2 separate regions of the Mus musculus genome follow, and region 2 is linked to region 1. A link is a loop called in an ENCODE intact Hi-C map of the cell type or tissue named here. Cell type or tissue: heart. All regions are shown on one strand.

Region 1 (8,000 bases):
CTGACATGTACCTAAAATAAAATAATATAATATAAAATAAAGGCTTGATACTTGCTACAGTCACAGAGGCAGGGAAGGGTGAAGGTTGAAATGAGACAAATTGTTTTAAGATGCTGAACTTAAAATAAATCTGGCCTACTTTATTGACATTACAGTGACTATCAATGGCCTGGTATAGTAAGAACTCCTTTGGGTTTGAGACTAAAACCGGCGGCCTCACTTTATCCTCTACGCGTGAGATCACTGAAGAACTGTAACTTACGCGACATGCTCAGCTGTCCTTGCGACTGGGCCTTGTTCACGTGAGACCTGTTCTCCTTCCTGGTGGGCCTCCTCCTCTGGGCTTTGTCAGCTGTGTCATCTCTTTGCTCTGTTCTTCTGGTCGGGAGATGGGGTTTGACGACTAGCATTCCGTCATGTCCGTGTTATACTGGGTCCATTGATTGAGAGTGTCTGTAAGCGTGTCACTTCGTGGTTGGTGACAGTCAGAGTCAGTGATTAGAAGACAGGACTGTAAGATAATCACCTGCGTTGGGCTGTACACCAGGATTCTGACATGACGTTATGAGTCTAGTAGATGGAAGGAACCTGGCACTCTAAGTCCTGTAGAGGAGAATATTGTGGTACCTCTCTTTCTTTCATTTGCTCCTGTAGAGACTGGGATGGGACTAGCATCAGGCTGGTTGTGGGAACTAAGGGGCTAAGATGCTGCTTTGCAGAGGCACATGGAGTGTAGTTCCACATGTGTGCCATAGCAGAGGTGCTTGAGTCCTGAGCACAAAGGAGTAAGAACCCATTCAGCTTTGGGGAGGAGTCCGAAGCTATTCCAACTGCTTTCCCTTAATACTAGGACGGTAGCCCAGGAAGGAGTGTGTTGCTCTAAAAAAAAAACTTCTAGTGTTGATCTGGGTGTCAATCTAAGAACAGATCTGCTGGGTTCACTTTTGCAGGCTCTGTAGTGGATCTGCCCAAGGTTGCCATAGTGATGGTTAAGCCTTGTTGGTCATTCTGGAACTGTGACCCTGGACAGAGAGAGCAGAGGATGACTGTCATTTCTGGGAAGCAGCTGCAAAAATATCGTGATCTCTGGGCTGCAATCCATTATGGTTGTGGGGTGGGGTCGGGCTGGACCAGGGGCCACTGTAGCATCTCAACTATGCTCCAGAAGGTTGTCTAGAGACAGAGCTCTGTGTGCAGATGGACCAGGCTAATCTATCAGGCTGGGTTAAACTACCACACTCAAAGTCCTCACAAGGCCCTGGAAGAGGAAAAGACCTGGCCAGCTACAAAGCCAAACTCATCCCCGGGGCTGGACTACGAATGTCTGTGGAAGACTCTGGCCTCCAGTTAAAGACAAGGCAAATACTCGGAAGAGAGATGACTACACTTGAATTCTAGCCTTGACACTTTCCAGAAGTGTGACTCTGGTTACGTGCTGCCTATAGGTAACACCTTCCGGACTTTACATGAATCCACATTCACATGTGTACATACCAACACAGAAGCCCATATACACATAGTTAAAATAATAAACTAAACTAAAAAAAAAGAGATGGGCTTCATTGTAAGGTAGGGCTCTGTGTGTGTGTGTGTGTTGTGTGTATGTGTGTGTGTATGGATCAGTGCAAATTCTTTTTTTAAAAAGCTTTATTTTTATGTTGTGTGTATGGTTATTCAGCCTGCACGTGTTCCTGTATATCACATTTGTGCAGTACCTAAGGAAGCCAGGAAAGGGAATTAGATCACCTAGGACTGGAATTAAAGGTGGTTGTGAGCTACCTTGTGGATACTGGGAATAGAGCCTGGGTTTTCTAGAAGAGCAGTCAGTGCTCTTACCTGCTAAGCTACCTCTCCAGCCCCAATGTACTAGCATCCAGCTACCCCACTGTTTTTTCCTGTACTGTGTCTACCTCTTTCTGGTCCCTTCTTCCGAGTTACCTATCATACTATCTCCCATTACCCTCTCTTCCCTTTCTTCCCCTCCATAGTCTCCTTTCTACTTTTCTGTCTCTCTCACACACACATACACCTAGATTACTGTGAAAGAGAGCTTGTTTCTCAAGGTCTGATGATGGACTATCAGTCGGTCAGCTTTCAAGGTGGCTATGCAAATATAGACCCTGGACTTCATACACTTTGCCCTTTCGATTCTGGCTTCTGAGTTTATATTTGAGATTCCTATAATCCTCAAGCTGTAAAGGTGGAAAACCCTTACTCTTCTTAGCCTTGTGTTCTTAGATGCACGTCACGAGAAACACCATTTTCTAATTGCCCTGTAACTCTCAGCGAGAATTTGATGACTTACTGTTACAGGGGTGACTATAGGTAGTGAGACCCATCCCCCCCCCTGTTCCATACCCCCCAAGTCAAGCCCAGCATGCAGCAGGAGCTCAAAAATGGGGAGCCATGAAAATTTTATATCCATTTTATCACAGCTATATTTAAATTTATTCTCAGAGCCAGCACTTGATAACTGGGTTCACTGACAGCCAGGGACTTCAAAGCCAACTTTGGTTTTGTGTTTTTTTACCTTGCCAGTCTTCAAGTCATTGTTGTATTTTATTTTAAAATGTTCTCATTCTTTCTTGTGCCAGCTGAGCTCATAGAAAACAAGGAGCTGGGGTTTGACCCCTTACTTGGGCTGCAGGTACGCAAGGTGGTGTCTATGGTAGCAGAAGGCCAGGAGTGCTTTGAGGGTTTCAGCTTTCCCTAGTCAGTTCTTTGTGCTCGTGGCTCTTAAAGAGTTTGGAGTCTCTTTCTGCCCAGGAGAGCAGACACCAGGGAGAACTATGAAAGCCTCACACTCCAGCTTTTGTCCTTAACACTAGGATTAAACAAAAGCCAACCATCAAGGGGAACAAAATTATGTCTGGTGTGTTTTCTCTGGCTGTCTTTGGGGGCCATTTTCTTATCTGCTGCAGAATTCGGGAAAGCCCTGGGGAGAGGGGGCAGGAAAGCCCTTGGGTGTGTGTAAGGCTATGAATGGTGGCGCTTGGGCTCACCCTTTCTCATGGAAACAAGACGGTTGTGTGGCCAGGTTTGCCTTTTCTGCAATATGGACGTGCTACCAAATCAGCACACCAGCTTACGGTTTCGCTGAACGCTGTCCTTGCTTTGGGGAGCAGGAAGAATGAGAAGGAGGAAAGGAAACTGAGTCGGATGAGAAGACAAAATGCGAATTTGGTTTAGTCTGTGTTGGGGTGTGAGATGAGTGCCTGTTGTGCGTGTGATCTGCAGGTCATCAGTCCAGTGCTTCTCCTGCCCCTGTTTGTCAGGCAGAGAGCATCCCATGTACATGAGTTCTATTTCATTTTAAGCTTCATTAGCAGGGGAATACACTTAGGCATCTGGGTGCTCTCTTAGTCAGGGTTACCGCAGTTTGATCTGCAAGGCTAGGTTCATTCCATTTTAATATTCTTTAAAAACATTTTTTTCCTCCTAACTTGTGTATTTGACAGTATTCATCTACATTTAAAGATAAATTTATTTTGGAGTAAATGAAATGAACTCCTCTGTGGACATGGAAGGCCTGTCTTCACGTTGCAAGAGGGGAGAGGGGCAACTGAGCTGTGAACCTCTAGTCCAGCCACAGCTGGTACTTGGTGATGGGCATCTCATGAAGGCACTTGAGCCCTTCTCTGCAGAAGACAGACTCTCTAGGGCTGAAACCAACCTATCAGATAAGATGTTCTTTAGAACACCAGCCTGGTGTGGGAGGGATACAGCCTCTAGATGCAGTACGTGAAGGGTCGCAGCAAGAATATCCGTTTTAAGGTATTGGCGAAGGTAGCCTCAATTGTTGGTAAGCCTGTCTGTGACTGTTGTGCCTGTGTGAGTGGCCATGCTGAAGGATGTTGTGCACCGGGATCCCGAGGAGCTCCTGCTGGGTTTCAGCAGTGCCTATGCCTGTTTCTGTAGCTTAGAGGCTCTTTGAGCTTTGCGGATGATAACGCAGGCTCAAGCATCAGCGTCCGTAGCCTGCCTAATTCTTTGTAAGGTGATGCAGGTCCCTCTGTGTCCTGAGCCTGTTGCCTTGACTGTGATGGGAGAATCATAGTATTTTCCAGAAATGACAACTGGGTTGCAAGGCCCTCAGCCTATAGAGACTCAGCTTGGGAAAAGCGAGGCTTTGAGAGAGAGAGAAGAAAGAAAACAAAACAAAACAAAATTCACACAACCATCTTGCTTCAGTAGCCCACGACAGTGAGCCTCTGCTGCCCTCTGCTGTCTAAGTCTTGTGCTACATCTCATCTCTGTCTAGCATTCTTTTTTCTTAATTTAACTTTAAAAAAAATTTTTTTTTTGTCTTATAAATATGGGTATTTTTGCCTATGTGTATATCTGTGTGCAGATTGCGTCCCTCGATGCTGGCACAGGCCAGAACAGGGTATCAGAGCCCTTGGAACTAAATTACAGATGGTTGTGAAATGCCTTGTGGTGCTGAGAATCAAAACTGGGTCCTCTGGAAGAGCATTCAATGCTCTTAACCATTGAACTAAGGTACCCTGTTAGAAGTGTAAAGATGCTTCGATTGTCTAGATGTTCCCGTCCAGGCATAGGTTCCCTGCTTTCTTTCCTCCACTTGGGAGGGTGACTGTAGACCCAAGAACGGCTAAGTATGTTCAGTAAGGTCCTGGTGGCCTGGAGGAAAAATTCTGTCTGTAGTAACAAGGAACTGACTGAGGGCCTGAGCTAAGCCCCTCCTCCTCTCAGCTGTCACTCACCCCCCTCCCCCAGGTGAGTAGCTAGGTGAGCTGCTGAACTAAGCCCCTCCTCCTCTTAGCTGTCACTCACTCCCCCTGAGGTGGGCATTGAGCCGTGGGATTCAAGGAGAAGGATGAATCCTAAGGAAAGAGATCTTTGCTAGCAGGAGTGGATTTTTTACTAACTGGAAAGGTTTGCTAGATTTTATTTGTTTTTCGCGGGTGACTAATTTCAAATGAGACAAAGCAGTATGGTTAACAGCCCCACTCTTGATCATACACCCTTCATGTTCCGGGACATGTCTAAGGTCATTTGTGCAAAGTCTCTTCTGTATTAAGCATCAGAATAGTCACTGATAGTCTAGAGTGTAGAGAGAGGTGCCAGGCCTTGCCCTAGTGGGACTTACAGTCTGGTGAGAGAGACAAGTAAAAAATCAACCAATAGAGTCGGTACTTACTCCTCTGCAGAAACTTAGATGCCACACATAGATGTATGCTTCTGGGCTGGGGGGCCTCAAAGGTGAGACCCACAAAATTTGCAGGGTCTCCTTTATTGTGTTTACCCATTTGCTCACACAATAGTTGGGATGTTTTAGAACATGGGCATTGAAAAGAACAAACACACACACACACAAGTTAATAAAACAGAGAAACAACTCTTGGATCCCCATTAAAAAATAAATATAAAGGGCTTTTGTTTCTGTTTTCTCCCAGCTGGATGGATAAATCTTTTGGGAGGGGAGGTCTCTGGCCCCCAGAGGTGTTCAGGCAGTCAGATCAGCCCTGTTCTGGCTGCCACATGTTAGGTTTCAGCAGACAGCCTTGGTGATGTTTGTAAACCTCTGAACTGATTTTCTCAGATAAAGGAGGGAGACTGTGATTTATGCAGGTTCTGGAAGTGCTTCTGTGATTTGGATAAAGTTACTGGTAAACCCCATAATATGTGACCTTTCCTTAAGCCCCACCTCCTGTAAAGGCATCCATCCATCCATCCATCCATCCATCCATCCATCCCAAATGTACTCTATCCTCAGCGGCGTTACTTACACTCTAGAACTCGGTTCTGTTTCAAGGAAGGAAGGACAGTTGGGAGGGAAGAAAAGCGTGCAAAGGTACCCTCGGTGACATTTGCATTGACTCTCCCCACTCCCCCTCCCCGTGTACTTGGGATGATGTCTCTCACAAGTTCAGCTAAGTTGTGAACTGGTTAAGTCTTGCTCTGCAGTCCTCCTTATGGCCGCAGAGTACTCAAAGGCCTGTTTCGCATGCTTCCTGTAGGGGGCACCACTCATCAAGCAAAACCCAGCCTGCTGTGAGAGCAAGTCATTTTAGGCCTTATATCGAAGAAACCTGTCTCTGCTTTGAAGGTTTCTAGCCCTGGTGATGACCTTATTCTGTCTGTCAATCATGTGTTAGGCATGCTGGGCTCAGACACAGGCTTTCTTATGGGCCAGGATGGCTTTGTATTGTGTTAAGTCCATCTGCTCCACAATCAAACCAAGGGCATATGGGCAGCAGGGGTGGGAGTGGCTTGTCCACACTAAACATGTATCCTAGGACGGGAATTCTCACCCATGTTATCCCATTGATCCCGTAGTCAAATCCAAGACATTTCATCTCCGTTCCTCCAACAGAAGTGTGTTTTCTTTCTGCAAACACCTTCACAGCCTCAGAAGTTACAGGGGACTTGTGGGAGCTAGCTTCCCTCTGGACGTCTCAGCCTTGAGCTTGGCAGAACACGCTTGTTAGTCACAAGCCCTGAAAAGTGATATTTTCACATAATAGCTGTGTGCTATTTCCCACGAGCTTTCGGGTTGGCCAGATATTTCTACGGAGGTGTCCCATGTGTGTGAAAATGTGTCTGGGGTCATCTAGAACAGCCATTGCCAAGATGACCCGGTGATCCCTGCATGATCTTTCTGCCAGCGGCTCCTTTCTGACTGTTTTTATGGTGTTCAGATGAGTTCTGGGATAAATGGTTGGGATGTATAAGGCCCACTGGGACCTAACCTCTGAAAGGGACATCATGGCTTGTCTTCTTATGCTGGCTTGCCCACATTGATGAGGGTAGCTTCTGAGCCATGCTGAGGAGGAGGGCGTGCGACCGAGAGAGTGAAGACTGGGAACTATCTTCCTAATCCAACACAACAAATAAGCCAGACACAAGTCAGTAGGCACTGATTTCACTTGTCAAGATGAATGCGCTCAGCTCCTAATGCAGGATTTCCAACAACTCTGGGAGAGAGGCAGAACTAAGAGGCCAGAGTGTCCTCGGTTACTACCATTGACCCATAGGCTGCTGCATGGCAGAAGCATCAGCCAATGAGAAGGCACAGAGGCGTGACCATAGGCTGCTGCATGGCAGAAGCATCAGCCAATGAGAAGGCACAGAGGTGTGACCATAGACCCATAGGCTGCTGCATGGTAGAAGCCTCAGCCAATGAGAAGACACAGAGGCGTGTGCTGAAAGTGGCACTCTGCTTCTGCCTGTTTGGCAGACATGATCCTTGGCCTCCATATCCCCCATATCCCTGCTGTCTCTCACATAGTAGCTGGCAGGTGATCATCCGTCTTGGTTTCACAACCCCCTAGGGATGGGTCCCAGCATCTCTACATAAAGGCAGCATGATTTTGCGACATCAAACACTCTGAACTTCAAGTACCTTTGCCTTGCAATGAACACGAGAAGAGAACCAGCTCTGAGCATATATTTGCTCAAATCAGTAAAAATCAAGTGCACAGGAGTCAAAAGGGAACCAGGGTGGGGGGAGGGGCAAAGAAACCACAGCAGCTAAGCTGAAAACCCCAGGCCTTTACTCTCATCTTCTTGCCTTTGGCCCAAAATCTGAAGCTGTCTCAGACTTTCAGGCTCTGCCTCAGCCATCCTGACTAAACCAGAGTAAAGGATATTTTTAAGAGCAGGGGTGTAGAGGCTAGAGAGATGGCTTAGCAGTTAAGAGCTAATGCTGCTCTTTCAAGAGACCAAAGTTCAAATCCCGTACCCATGTCAGGCAGCTTCTAACTTCTGAAACTACTCCACCTTCCAGGGGATTGTTATCCCAGGCACATACCTATATGCCAATATATAATTAAAAAAAAAAACTTTAGAAATAAAATAGGGATCTAGAAACAGAATGGCCTGTCCCCAGAGGACATTCCTGGCAAATGGACTCCTGCCACCACTCGATAATTTTGCTTGTGGAATCTCAGAAATGCAATTTATTGATTGTTGAAATCTCCCAATAACAGTTTGCCATGAAGGGGGAATTTGAGATGAAAATATTGATTGAGAAAAGC
Region 2 (8,000 bases), 300 kb before region 1:
TTCTATAACTTCATGACTGTGCATGAAGCTCTAGTAAACGAGACGCAAGTGTCTCTGCGAAGTGCCTGTTCTGATCTTTTGGATACATACCCGGGTTTTGTATGGCTGTCTCATGTGGTAGATGTGTTTTTAATTTTTTGAAGATTTTTATCACTTTTTAAAGTTATGTGTCTGTGTGAGGTGTTCGTGTATGCAGGCAGGCACCTGAAGAGTCCAGAAGGGGGCATCAGATCCCCTGGAGCTGGAGTTCCAGGCAGTGGTGAGCTGGTGAATATGGATGTCTGGAACAGACACAATGAATACGCACCTTTTACCCTGCACCATCTTCCTAGCCCCTAGTTTGGGTGTGGAAGGAATTTGCACACTGATCTCCACAGAGGCGGGCATGGTTTCCATTCCCACCAGTGGTCTAAGAGCCCCTTCACCCCTTCTGCACCAGCATCTGTTGTCACTAGTGTTTGCTTTTTTAATGACTGTCACTCTGATGGGTTCTCACTGTAACTTTAATTTCCCTTCCTCTGATGGAGAGTGAGGCTGACCATCCTTTCATGTGTCTAATAGAAATTTGCGCCTCATCTTTTGAGGACTCTGCTTGCTTCACTGGCTCCTTTATTGTAGGCTTTTTTGATCCTTGTTTAGCTTCTTGAAGTTTATTTGGGTTTTGGTTTGGGGGTTTTTCTTCTTCATATTCCAGCTAATTCTCCTCTGTTGGATGTGTAGCTTGCAAAGGTTCTGTGAGCTGTTTCTTTAGATGATTATGTTAGCCATTTCCTGGGCCTCTGCCTTCTAGCTTCAGTTATTGGCATTATGTCCCAAGCAACTGGAGTCCTGTTTGGAAAACCCTAGCCAGTTCATGTATCTTGAGGTATTTTCCCTACTGTGCCCTTCTCTGGAATTTGAAGGAAGAAAGATACATGACTGTTTGGGGTTAAATTTCCCTGAGAAATGACTTCTGTTGTAGAAAATAGCACAGGAAATTGGTACCACCTATAAGGGATAGCCAGTGACACAGAGAGGCAGGGCTGTGTATATTTGTAATTGGTCCCTGGGCAGCTCAGAGCTGGATAAAGATGTTCAGTGTCCTCTGCTCAACAGGGAGAACAGGCTGGAATACCCCACATCAATCAGCCAGGCCATTACATGAGCTGGGAAACTCCCTTCAGGCAGGCTAGAGGAGAGACTAGCCTGGGAGAACACCAGTGCTGGGGAGGATGCCCTTGTCCTTTAAGGGGTCTGGGTAGCATACCACACAGCATGTGCTGTTGTGACTTTGTAGGCTTATGGATGGACCCATAGTCATGTCTACAGCCTGTAGGAGTTTTACACATAAGTCCTCTTGAAGGCAATGATCTAACTTCATTGGGTACTGTAGAGCTCAAGATGGCTTTCAGACTGATATTTCTACATTCCAGAGTTGAGGTCCAGCAATACTTGGTAGAAGTGTTGTTTCTTCTTTCTAACACGTTCGTAGGATGTGGTGTGGTATTTCAAAAGAGATGCCACCATCAAGGAATACATTCCTCTGCTGTTCCCTTCTTTTCCTGGATGGTCTTCCTCTGGCTTGCCCTTCCTGCTCAGACCTAAGAAGCAGAGACAAAATGAGTTTATCCCAAACGTAGCACCGTGACACCCTGCTCTCCCACTGCCTTCCTCCTCTGCATCTTTCCTCTTTCCCTCTTTCAAATAGTCCTCTCTCATCTGCTCTCCCAAGTTTCCATGTGTCTAGCTTCCGGTGGGACAAAAGAGGCATGGGACGGAGTCTAGGCAGTGTATATCCTGGGAACATTGCTACGGAGCTGTAGAAAACCATCTGAAACAAGGGAGACCCCTCGGTGAAGATGCTAATGCCAACATCACATCTAAAACCAAGAGATTCTGACCAGTCTCAGTGGGAAACCAGAGGAGGTGTGGAGGATTGTGGTACGTGGACCAAATGGATGGTGTGCAGCGATTAACAGTGAGGTGTGAAAGAAAAAGCATGCAGACATACTTATGGTGGACAGACAATGCATTCTACAAAATTATATCATACAACATATTTGCAACAACATGGAGAATAAGAAGTGAACTGAGCAGTTAGCAGCAAAATTGACCGCGTATGAGCTCTAAAATTGACCTCTAGATTACTAGAGCTGCAACAGTGGTCCTTAGGAAGATCTACAGTGTATGGGCTCTTCTGGAGCCATAACAGTGGTCCTTAACAATGTCCTGTGTCACCAACCTCTGTTAGTTTTTTTATTGTGTTTGAGGTGGTTTCATTTTTTAAAAAGATTTATTTTATTTATGTGTGCATGCATACATGTGTAAATACATGTATGTGTATGTATCTGTACATGCATGTATGTGTGCATTTGTGTGTGTGTGTGTGTGTGTGTGTGTGTGTGTGTGTGTATTTGTGTGCTCATAAAAGTTCCCACAGAGGCCAGAAGACGGTATCAGATCCCCAGTGGTGTAAGCCACTGCACATGAGTGATGGGAACCAAACTCAGATTCTTCTACAAGAGCAGGAAATACTGTTAACCACTAAGCCATCACTCCAGCCCCCTCCGTTAGATATGCAGTGACTTAGCTAGCCCAGGCTGCTCTCAGACTTGCAATGTGGATAAGGGTCAACTTGATCTACTGACCTTCACACCTCCACCTCCTTCAGGAATCATGGGCAAGGGACCCAAGTCTCCCTTCATGTAACTCATTTTTAAGGCATGAAATAAATAACAGGAGGATTTTTTTCCCAAAGAAAACAATGATAATGAAAAGCAAGTACCAAGATAATAAAAACCAATGGGTGGATGTGTGCTGCTTCTTCATGCCTCGAGTAAAACAGAGGAAGCTGGGTATCTCGTCTACATGCTTGATGCTGTTAGTCTCCTTGATGTATTCTCAGCATGACTGCCTCCTGCTGGACAAGATGTGGCCTATGCACACCCCAGGAGATTGACAGTGTTCTGGACTTGGGGTGAGAGCTGGGCTTTCTGGTTGCCACGGATCTGCTGACGGCTTTGGTGGGGACATTTTGCTTCTGCAGGTACTCTGACAGCTCTGGGAATCAGGAGGTGGGAGGTTTTCCTCCAGCACTAGTCAGACCATCGAGATCAGAGCCAAGACTGCAGCTCCCGTTGGAGCTGAAAGAGTTCCTGAAGGGAAGATGACAGGTTTGCAGATGAGGTGTCTACCAGCCCCAAATGAGCTAATGCCAGAGAGTGATGGCACTCCCTGTCCACATGGGGGCAGCACTGAATCAGTGTGACTGAGGACCTGGGCCTGAAGGACCTTGGGAGGGACTCTGAGAGTGGCTAGTTCTTGGCAAAGGGGCCTTATAACAAGCTTGTAGGTATGCACTCTGGAGTTAGCCTACTGTTTAAAGCCACACTTCAGGGACTGGAGAGATAGCTCAGCTGTTAAGGACAATGCCTGCTTTTCCAGAGGTCCCGAGTGCAATTCCCAGCAACCACATGATCAGAACCATCTGTAATGGCATCTGATGCCTTCTTCTGGCATGCAGGTGTACATGCAGATAGAGCACTCGTGTACATTAAATAAATAGATAGATAGATAGATAGATAGATAGATAGATAGATAGATAGATAGACCACACTTTATTTACTATGTAACCTAAGCCTTCCAGGCCTAGGATTGATACAAAGAGCAAATTAACTAACACATAGCATATTCCATGTCATTTCCTGCACACACACACATTTGTCCCTTCAGCTCATGATTTGGACAGGGACCAGGCCTGTGGTGATTTGGTCTTTAGTGGATTTCAAGCTGGGGAATCACATGAGGTGGGTGACCCAGGCAGCCAACGTGTCCTCAGCTCAGGGCCACGGTGTTGGTCTCCCAATAGTATAGCAGGGTGCTTTCCCTGCAGTGAATGCTGAGAATGAAGAGAGAAGTCAGGGTTTAACCCCTGCATTGCTGGCATGTCTTTCACTCTACCACACTCTCTGAGCCAGAACAAGCGTCACAGTCAGATCAGTCTCAAGCTGAGGAAAGGTGGGTCTCACTGTAGCAGCAATGGCAGGCTCTGTAAACAGGCTCCTGCAGCAAATCAGCCCTGAGCCAGGCACCCAGGGGCCCATCACTGTATCCAGCCCCATAGCGGAAAAGACCAAGAACCCTCTGCTCCAGGGACATCACCAAGGTCACACAAATAGAAAGGAAGGGGGCGGTTATATAAGCCCAAATCTCTCAAAAGTTAAAAGCTCATCACACCATGTTATCAGCTGTGAGCTCTCTGCCAGGGCACTCACCCCCTCTGCTCGTCACAGTCCTGTGATAGCAGCAGGTGTCATGAAGACAATATGAAGATGAATTTCAGACACCAGTGGGGCAACACCCACAGTGGGTGTTAGGGAAAGCTGTCTGCACTGTCACCCTGGGACCAGCAAGGACCGGATGGACTGAATTAGCTGATCTGGCTAGGCGGGTGTACCTCCCCTCACTCCCCCCCCCACACACACACACTTGTTGTTGCATGTGCATCCATCCTGAAGCTGTGTTCTTGGGAAGAAGATGGCTTTCCTGACTAGGACAGGATGGTCTTTCACTTAATGGTATGTACGTAACTGCACTCCCCACTACAGCCTCCAGCATCTCTGGAGAAGGAAGTCTTAAGTCACAGGAGATAGAAGCCCGGGTTATATGAGGTTATGATATGAGCCTTGTTCATGCCCAATCTGTCTCTTGCTGCAAGATTCTGCATTTGTGTTTACCTCTTTTAGCTCTCTAGAGCGAGCTAGGGTAACTGAGGGAGTGGGATGCCCCATCCACCTGCCCCACCCACTGGCAAACCTTCCAAGTGGCAGCCATTAACATGAGTGTGTGACAGACCTTTCACTCCTGAGCATTAAGGAACCTCCCTGGGAGCTTCCGGCCCTCTCTCTTTTTCCCAGGCCACCTTCCTGGTGAATCCCCAGTAAGCCTCTTGGTGCCTGGAATCCACCCCTGGAATCTCTATTCCCCAACTGGCTCTCCCTCAGCTCCTCACTCCTGTTCTGTCCCAGCACTAACAGAATCTGCATGTTTATTAAATTGCTTCTCACCAAAATTGCATCTCCTGGTTTCCCAGGTGGTGACTTCCCAAGTAGCTCTCTGTTGAGGCAGGTTTTGTCACCTATGGTAAGATATCACCTCTGTGTTCTTGCTGTGCTGGCCTCTCCTTTGCTTCCCCAACCCTCAAGTCAGATGGGGAGAAAAAGAAAAAAGAAAAAGCAAGAATGTGCTTCCTAAAGAAATCTGACATTTCTTTAGAAATCCCAGGCTGTGGCGCCACCTCCGAGGTCCCGCCTTACCAGCTCTATAGCCACAGCCACTTGCTCCCAGCTTCAGGAAAATGTGACTGACTAACGAGCTAGTGTAGCTGAGACTGGGCTCTGAAAGCAACTTCCTGGGTTCGAATCAAAGGTTTTCTGAGCTTTGGTGTCTTCATCTTTATGATGAGCAGGCCAAATATGTGCGGAAGATGAACTGCATAGCTCAGCTGAGAGAAAACACCTGTCAATAACCTATGCATTCTGCACAACACATCCTCCTTAGCGCACCCTACACAGCATGTTCTCCATGGTATATCCTCCACAGCATATCCTCTACATTATATCCTCCACAGCATATTCTCTACATTATATCCTCCACAGCCATCCACCACAGCTCATCCTCCACAGTGCACCCTCCCCAGAGCATCCTCACAGCGCGCCCTCCACAGTATATCTTCCACAGCACATGTTCTCCACAGTATATCCTCCACACCACGTTCTCCACAACGCACCCTCCCACAGAGCATCCTCCACAGTGCACCCTCTCCCAGCACATCCTCCACAAAGGACCCTCCACAGCCTGTTCTCCACAGTAAATCCTCCACAGTGCATCCTCCACCGCGCACCCTTCACAGTGCACTCTCCACAGCATATCCTCCACATTGCTAATGGCCGCGGTCAGCAGATGACACACTGGGAAAGCATTTGTGTGTGGAGAGAACCTGCTAAGGCATAAATACCAGTTTCATCCCGTTAAGAATAATGATTGTAAGGCCTTAGGCCAGACATTCTGTCTTGCCTTGCATATTCACACATCAGGAAATGAGAGAAGTGGGGCCAGACAGAAGGTAGGTTTGTCACACTGATCCTTTCTACGGAGGGGACTTCACTGAAAAGGATGTTCCCACATTAAGTGAGTTGGGGACACTCAGTGTTGCAGGTTGATCTGTGATGTAGAAATGTCCTATCAGATTGATGCTTTACGACATTGCTGGCCGTACTATTTTGTACTGTTATTTACAGGCGTGTTCTTGAATGCACATGAGCACCATGGGTGCTCCCATGCCACCAGAAACCAGAAAAAGTTTTCAGATCCTCTGGAGCTAGCATTACAGTTGTGAGCCATCAAATATGGGTACTGGGAACTAATGTTGGGTCCTCTGGACGAGCAGCATGTGCCCTTACCTGCTGAGCCTTCCCCAGCCCATAGACTGTGGAACCGTTAAGAGGAACCTGTGATGGTTATACTAGGGCCATGCTACCTATCATGCTCTCTGCTTCCAGTTCCCCTCTGGCATGAGCAGCCTCTGCCTTGGGTGCCCACTAGTGCGCTGATGGCTGGAAACTGAATTTCCCTTGTGGACCGAACCCTTGATTCAGAATGGCTTCTTCCTCCCCGAGGCTGGTTTTGCCATGCATTTTGGTCACAGGAACAAGAAAGCCATTGAAACATTAGGTCAAACAAAACAATAGAGTCCTTGGTGCCTTTAAATGTAAAGGGGTACATCAGCAGGCAGAGGAGACCATCTGCAAGGGCTTCTGGAGAGTTCTTTGTCCACAGATTCTTTCCACTCGGCATAACTGGTAAACTCTGGGTAGACAGGCACCTCATCCACCTTCCCAGCATGACCTTCAGCCTAAGATCAGGCAGGGAGGCATCTCAGATAGCTGACACAGAACAGAGTTCCCCCTTCATGGTTCACTCTGGCCACAATTATGTCTAATTCTACTTCTGTAATGCCACAGCCTGGCCCAGTCAGATATCTGCAAGTGGATAGCCATGCATGACTGGAGTGTCCCTAGAGTCAGCAGAGGGAAACCAGGCAGATCATCAGGGAACAGAGACAATGCTGGGCTCCTCTGTTATTTAGAAAAAAGTCAGGAAATTGCCCTGGTTCCTGCCTACTGAGTCCAACCTTGGTGTAACACATGTGGGGTTCAGGAATCCAGGGCATCCAGCCAACCTCAGCTCTCATCAGCACCAAAGTCTTGGGCGACATTCTCCCTCTGTCATGTCAGTCAATAGCTTAAGAGCACACCAGCCATTGGCAGACTTTGAGGAGCCACTCACTCATCCCTACCCTGTTTAACTGAGATAGATGCTAGAGAAGTCCTGAGATATGAGCTGGTCTGCTGTGACCAAGTTCCCCAGTCTGGAGCTATTCAAAGCTCAGGTCCCCCTGCCTACCACTCACGGAGGTTCTGATGTGAGAACTCCACTCCCTTTTTTGGCCCCATTAGGATCATAGAGGTTAAGAGACTTGAAGACTCCATAGCCAGCCTGTGAGTGTGCCTGGCTTGAGGTTGGCACAGGGTTCCCTAGAGACCTTTCCTCATTGCCCAGGCTGACCTCCCTGGGGAGGACAAAGGGGCCTCCTGGAGAGGTGATCTGAGCCCTCTAATGTCTCTCTGCTCTGAGCTTTCCTTGCCACTGCTCTTTGCCCTACAGAGGAGAGGACCACCCCACCCAGAGACACAGCCACACAGCCTCCACAAAAGCCTCTGCCTCCTCCATTCATTCATTTGTTCTTCCAGCCCATCCCTTAATAGCAGCAATTTTGTGCCCATTTTACTGATTTCTATACAGAGGATAGCTAGTGAAAATAATAACCCTCTGTCAAGTGATGGGTATGGAGCCTGTGCCAAGCCTGTCTCTACTGTCCATTCAGCTATATAGCATCTATACATAGGAAGCCCATAAGGGGCAATTAGAACATCAGCCCTCAGCCCTCTAGGATGGTGGGA

Evidence for each region. Peaks named below come from ENCODE experiments on the same cell type or tissue, not always from the same donor. Only the 100,000 strongest peaks of a DNase experiment are listed, where the experiment ranks them.
Region 2: a loop joins it to region 1, with 5 times the contacts of the local background. A loop is called at or near these places in 34 of 42 quality-filtered maps.

What each region holds. Positions count from the first base shown.
Region 1 is chr7:49,422,043-49,430,042 of GRCm38, forward strand. All of the region lies in intron 6 of Nav2 (neuron navigator 2), which reads left to right. Among named protein-coding and RNA genes, the nearest start is that of Gm51447, 12 kb to the right of the region's middle. In heart, CTCF peaks have their summits at 4,230 (motif pointing left) and 5,980 (motif pointing right); no DNase peak of the experiment used is centred here.
Region 2 is chr7:49,122,484-49,130,483 of GRCm38, forward strand. It overlaps 9130015G15Rik (RIKEN cDNA 9130015G15 gene), which reads right to left. Exons shown (of 4, transcript NR_154465.1): 4 at 1-1,580. It also overlaps a transcript of Nav2 not described here. Among named protein-coding and RNA genes, the nearest start is that of 9130015G15Rik, 36 kb to the right of the region's middle. In heart, CTCF peaks have their summits at 215 (motif pointing right) and 3,221 (motif pointing right); no DNase peak of the experiment used is centred here; H3K27ac peaks cover 515 bases; H3K27me3 peaks cover 1,436 bases.